Regions from separate parts of the Homo sapiens genome. Here region 1 is linked to region 2. The links are chromatin loops, found by intact Hi-C in ENCODE. Cell type or tissue: OCI-LY7. All regions are shown on one strand. Each heading gives the region's core, and the rest is flanking DNA. Links, peaks and the distances in the headings are about the cores only. Region 1 has its middle 34 kb from the start of FNDC1. Region 2 overlaps TAGAP (T cell activation RhoGTPase activating protein).

What was found. Peaks named below come from ENCODE experiments on the same cell type or tissue, not always from the same donor. Only the 100,000 strongest peaks of a DNase experiment are listed, where the experiment ranks them.
Region 1: it touches region 2 in a loop (5-fold over the local background); 72 of 110 quality-filtered maps call a loop at or near these places.

Annotation. Positions count from the first base shown.
Region 1 is chr6:159,133,757-159,136,674 of GRCh38, reverse strand. No RefSeq gene overlaps it. Among named protein-coding and RNA genes, the nearest start is that of FNDC1, 34 kb to the left of the region's middle. In OCI-LY7, for the core only: a CTCF peak has its summit at 1,727 (motif pointing right); a DNase peak (open chromatin) is centred at 1,774; H3K4me3 peaks cover 410 bases.
Region 2 is chr6:159,041,429-159,044,346 of GRCh38, reverse strand. It overlaps TAGAP (T cell activation RhoGTPase activating protein), which reads left to right. Exons shown (of 10, transcript NM_054114.5): 2 at 143-227; 3 at 316-369; 4 at 692-758; 5 at 2,103-2,269; 6 at 2,832-2,918. The coding sequence starts at 201. TAGAP-AS1 (TAGAP antisense RNA 1) reads right to left here. Exons shown (of 5, transcript NR_183546.1): 5 at 1,291-2,549. Among named protein-coding and RNA genes, the nearest start is that of TAGAP, 2.1 kb to the left of the region's middle. RefSeq lists enhancers at 1,653-1,922, 2,496-2,918. In OCI-LY7, for the core only: CTCF peaks have their summits at 1,362 and 1,577 (motif pointing left); DNase peaks (open chromatin) are centred at 776, 1,136 and 1,596; H3K4me3 peaks cover 2,500 bases; H3K27ac peaks cover 2,500 bases.

The sequences.
Region 1 (2,918 bases), core at 267-2,766, 92 kb before region 2:
ACATAATGTCTGAGAGGCCAAAATGACTCAGGAATACCCCACTCCCAACTTGCAGGGCCCCCAGATGAAGTATCACTCACTGCCTGAAAAACACAGACTCTACCCAGAGCTGCTGCATGTCCCACACGTGAGGAAGCTGGCCTCGCCTCCAGTGTGGATGCACATATGTGTGTGCACACAGACACACGTGCACGCCTGCATACATGCATGTGCACACACTGGTGTATGCACAGACTGTGCACAAGCAGGCACACACTTCCATGGCGGCAGTGCTTTGGCACGTGCAGCCCCATTGGTGACGGGTCCCCTGGCCTGGCCAGCCACAATAAGAGCTTGCTGCTTTCCAAGCCAAGGCAAATCGTCAGCGCTGGTGGCAGAGAAATTGCTCTCCAGCTCTGAGAGAAGGAAACCCCAGCCTCGGGGATTGGGGGGTTTGATTCTTCCCAAAGAGCCCTTATATGCTATAAGACCTCATGAGCAGTGTGTCTTTCAGGCCACCCTCCTCCTGAGGCTCATATGCCATATTCTCCCACACAGAAATGAGCAGTGACCCCTGGACAGATACACCTGAGACAAGGAGGACTGGGGCTTCCTTCTTGACTTCCTAGGAGACTTTCAGAAAGGTTACTGCTGGGATACAAAGAATGAAAACAATGAAAAACAGTGACAGCTTTGCCTTGCTACACTATCCGTTAATTATTTACATTTCCATATACGTCTCTCCTCTCCCCACTGCATGTAATTATAAGCTGTTCTTGGGCAAGAATCACATAATTTTAATATTGTTAAGCAAAATGCTACAGACAACATGAAATACATTGTGACTTGAATCAACATGAAAAGAAGTAATTAATCTCAATGTCGATTATTTTTAAGTGATTACAGATCCAGTCTCCACCGATAAAAGGAAGCAAAGAGTGGAGTTCATCAATACCAAAATAGATTTTCTTGAATCCAGACAATTTGGATGGCCTGGTGGAGAGAATGCAGGACTGGGAGTTTGAACACCTGCTCTATGTGTGCATTCCTGGGTCTGCCCTCAATCAAATACATGATGCTGCTACACTGACATATTCATCTGGACCTCAGTTGCATCATTTGTTGTTCACACAAGCTCAACACTTGACCCAGTGTTAAAGGGAAAACCTGCAGACCTCCACATTTGAATTACTTCATTTTTACTGTAATAACACATAAAAATACACAATTATAAAATAAGGTGTAAGCTGGACATATAGCGCTTAAGTATCACCAAAGTACATTTTTAAAGTAATTAGTAACAACACTAAAATCATTAGAGTTCAATTGGCCAAACTAACATGAGAGAGGATGTCGCATTTCTGAAACTGAATTGCCACCCATCACTGAAGGTGGACTGAAGGCACAAGCCTTTTGCGCTGGGCTTGCTTATTCCATAGTGTGCTGCGGTTTTCGAACTGCAAAACTTTTACTGGTACAGGGAGCCCAGGCTGTGCTGGCAAATGTGAAAACAGAACTGCAGTGCAGGACGTGATTGGAAAGCAATCATCCACATCTCCCATAAGATGCTTATATTTTCACTTTCATCAAAATTTAAACCAATTTTTAATCTTGTAAAGAATTCAGAGGCTTTCCAGATTGTGTCACAATAGTCTAGCTGGGGAAACTCTGTAATCACAGACCTGTAAGGACCTTCAAGATTTAACAATCCATTCTGCTCAAATTTAACCTTGTGGGAATCGTAGAAACATCCACTGCAGGGCATGGATCTACCACCAGAGGGAAACAGAGAGCCATCGTGGTAAAGAAGTGGTGGCAATAGCGACAGCCTCCTCCCTGTTGGCAAAGAGCTACTTGGGCCAAGCTGCACGGCCATTCTCCCCCATGGATCCTAAAACAGTTCAACTACAATATGCATGTGGTGGGTATGCAACTAATACATACAAACTCATTCCTTTAGTCAAATAAGAGGGTTCTCTCTTTTTATTATTTTCTCTTGATTTACTTGTTTATTGAGCAAACTTTGAGTGCCTATTGTGTGCAAGAAAAGGCAAGTCTGGGTGTGCACTCAGGACTCAGGCTGCCCACAGAAATCTGAATTGATTTCTAACCCGAGCTGAGGTGACAGCTCTCAGAGGTTCTGTCTCCAAAATTCCCTAGTGAGGATCTTCGCAAAGCGCAGGGTCTTTGCGGTGGAAAGGCGGGAGGGTGTTTGAAACAGCAACAGGAGATAAGCGGGGTGTGTGGCTGAGCTGGGAAAGGAGGGGGCATGCTGCTTCGGCTGCGACCAGGATTCGTCTCTATAGAAAATAATCTGTCTGAAATACCATTCGGCCCAGCAATCCCATTTACTGAGTATACACCAAAAGGAATAGAAATCGTTCTGCCATAAAAACACATGCATGTGTGTATACATTGCAGCACTGTTCACAATAGCAAAGACGTGGAATCAACGTAAATGCCCACCAATGGTAGACTGGATAAAAAAAAATGTGGTCCATATACACCATGGAACACTATGCAGCCATAAAAAGGAACAAGATCATGTCCTTTGCAGGGACGTGAATGGAGCTAGAGGCCATTATCCTTAGCAAACTAATGCAGGAACAGAGAACCAAACAAGGCATGTTCTGACTTAGAAGTGGGAGCTAAATGTTGAGGACACATAGAGGGGAACAAGAGACACGGGCCTATCGGAGGGTGGAGAGTGGGAGGACAAAGATCAGGAAAAATAACTAATAGATACTAGGCTTAGTACCTGGGTGATGAAATAATCTGTACAACAAACCTGCATAGTTTATCTGTATAACAAACCTGGACATGTTCCCCTGAACCTAAAATGAAAGTTACATTTAAAAAAGAGAAAGAAAGAAAGAGAGAGAGAGAAAGAAAGAAAGAAAGAAAGAAAGAAAGAAGAGAAAGAAAGAAAGAAAGAAAGA
Region 2 (2,918 bases), core at 242-2,741:
TTTCCAAAGTAAAGGCAAGTGAAAAAATAGCAAAAGAGAAAAATAAATAAATAGTTTCAAACTCTGTGCTTTGGCAAAGTGGCGCTGAAAGTGGCCTACTGTGTGAGTCCCTCCTAACTCCTTTCCATGTGATTCGTTGTAGACAGAGGCACAGCCACACGGGAGTGAAATCCACCCCTGGACAGTCAGCCGCAATACTGATGAAGCTGAGAAGCAGCCACAATGCTGTGAGTGCCCCTCTCACATTCATTCATTCACGTTTCCTACAGGCAAGGGCCAAAAGATATTTACCTAATTTTATTTTTTCTCTTTTAGTCAAAAACACTAAACGCCAATAATATGGAGACACTAATCGAATGTCAATCAGAGGTAAGAAAGCAATTTTTAAGACTTTTTATCTGTACTGTGAGAAGGTGGAAAACTTTGTTTTAATTGAATATTATTTGGGTTGAATAGTAATTATAAGAGTAGTAAACTAACATCACACATGTAGTAAATTAAGCACATTAATTAGGATCTTATATGATGACAATCAAGACCTTAATATTGCTTCTAGAAGCTAGAAAAAACATCAATGCACTCTACTGACTTCATTTTTAATATGAATAAAATGCTGTATGTGTGTTTTGTGGGGAAAGACTCGATAGGTTTCTTCAGTCACTATATTTAACTGAAATAAAAATGTTTTTAGGGTGATATCAAGGAACATCCCCTGTTGGCATCATGTGAGAGTGAAGACAGTATTTGCCAGCTCATTGGTGAGTTTTAAAAACATACCGATCTTTTATGTAAGTGCTAACAACCAGTGCTCTTGGTTTGCAAAACCACAGCGCTTTTACTCTACTAGGAATTTTTTTGTATAAGTTGTTCTGTTAAAGACCGCAGAACATTAACCCTTAAATGGCAGGTATGCTCCAACTCACTAGAGCAGGGAGTGCTGGGAAAGGAAAGAGCCTCTCCATAGAGAATCCCCAGTTCTGCCAAGCGTTTTTAATGCGGTTCAATCTCCTGGCCATGTATGTTTCGACAATTAGCATGCACACATTTGAAAAACACACAGTGTCTTTTCCATTTTCTTCCTTCTCTTATGGAGAATGCATCCAAGAGCCTATGAAGCAACTGTTGCTGATCTCAAATCCCAAAGGACCCACCATTCACTCTCAACTTTTTTCATAATGCATTTCATTATAGCGTAACCCTGACCCAGTTCTCCTGAACCATAAAGACAGGCCACTTCTTTCTCATCATGCTTCCACTTGCCAATCTGAAATGTATAGAAACAGATGCCAATGCATTTAGAAAATATAGCCTTTATAATTAGTAAGAAAGGAGAAGGAAGGAAGGAAGGAAAAGAAAAGAAAGAAGGAAATGTTTGAGATTGCAATATCCATTGCACACACATCTTGTGGATTTCAGAAGGACAGAATATCTTGATAACGTTTTGCTGATAATTCCCAGTTGCCAGATCTAGGTTCAAGGCTTCCCGCAGCGATTCGTATTTGCCTCTGTCCTAAAGCAGCAACCTGGAAAACCCAAGGTGACCAGTCACCTGGAAGGAAAAATGGTGTTAGCTCCCTCTAGTGGCTGTTTAGTGCCTGCGTGGCTGCAAAGGGTTGGAGCCAGCCCTGCTATGTGCCTTCGAAAAGATATTCAGCAAGTCACTTCCTCACCTTTTAAGTTTCGTTTTCTTCGCCAGTTAAAGGAGGAAATCAAAATAATCTATTTCATATCAGAAATTTCCTCTATAGTTATTCAGGCCAGTAGGTTAAGATGGTTGTTTATGATCAGCACAGTTAGGTTTTGCTAATTTTCTGTAGCAAACAGCTGGAAAGAGTGAAAACAGGAAAGGTGGAGGCCTTGAGGAACTCTGGTGTTGCTGTTTAGGGAACTGGTTGCCCTGGTAACAGTGTGGTTGTTTATCGGTTGGTTTTTCTAGATTAAGATTCACGCCCTTTGCTTTCTCAAGTTTTCAAAATTATTTTTCTCACATCGCATACTATTGACCACATTATGCGGCCAACGATACCCATTTTCTTACCTGGATCTTTGCTTCTTAACACTGTAGTCTAATTTTTCTCGTTGCCTTGTTTTCTTGGCTGTAGAAGTTAAGAAGAGAAAGAAGGTGCTGTCCTGGCCCTTTCTCATGAGAAGGCTCTCCCCTGCATCAGATTTTTCTGGGGCTTTGGAGACAGACTTGAAAGCATCGCTATTTGATCAGCCCTTGTCAATTATCTGCGGTGACAGTGACACACTCCCCAGACCCATCCAGGTAGGCGTGCATTCTCTCATAAACCTACTTCAGTTTTCAGTTGGACATGCAAAATACTCGGGAAATCTGAATGTCATTCTCCTATTAAGTTTGTAGGGACTGATCTTCCATATTTTCCACTCTTCAACATGGCACTCCCACATACGCGTGCAGTCAGAAGAATATCTGACTGCTTCCATTCCAGAAATTGAAATTAGTTGTATTTGCCAATGAGCTCAGAGCTATGGTCCCGCCATTCCTCTGACTTCACAGAGTGGAGAATGCTGAAGATTTGTAGCTTCTGAAAAGTCAAAAGGGGGAAACAGAATATAGACTTTGTGATCTGAAATCCAATGTTCATATGGAAGTATTTGAAAGGAGAGAGCTCCAAAGTGATTTTAGAAAGTGCAAAATTAGAGCTTTCACAATTTGCCTCCTCTTAGAAAAATAGCAGGGTTGAGGAAGGCCATTGACAGCAACTGGACTGAAAGCAAAATCTGACATCAATATTCCTGTTAAGACTATCTCAGTATACTAAAGAAGAAGGGTAACCCTTTCCTGTTCCTATTGCTGTTTCCTTTAGGACATTCTCACTATTCTATGCCTTAAAGGCCCTTCAACGGAAGGGATATTCAGGAGAGCAGCCAACGAGAAAGCCCGTAAGGAGCTG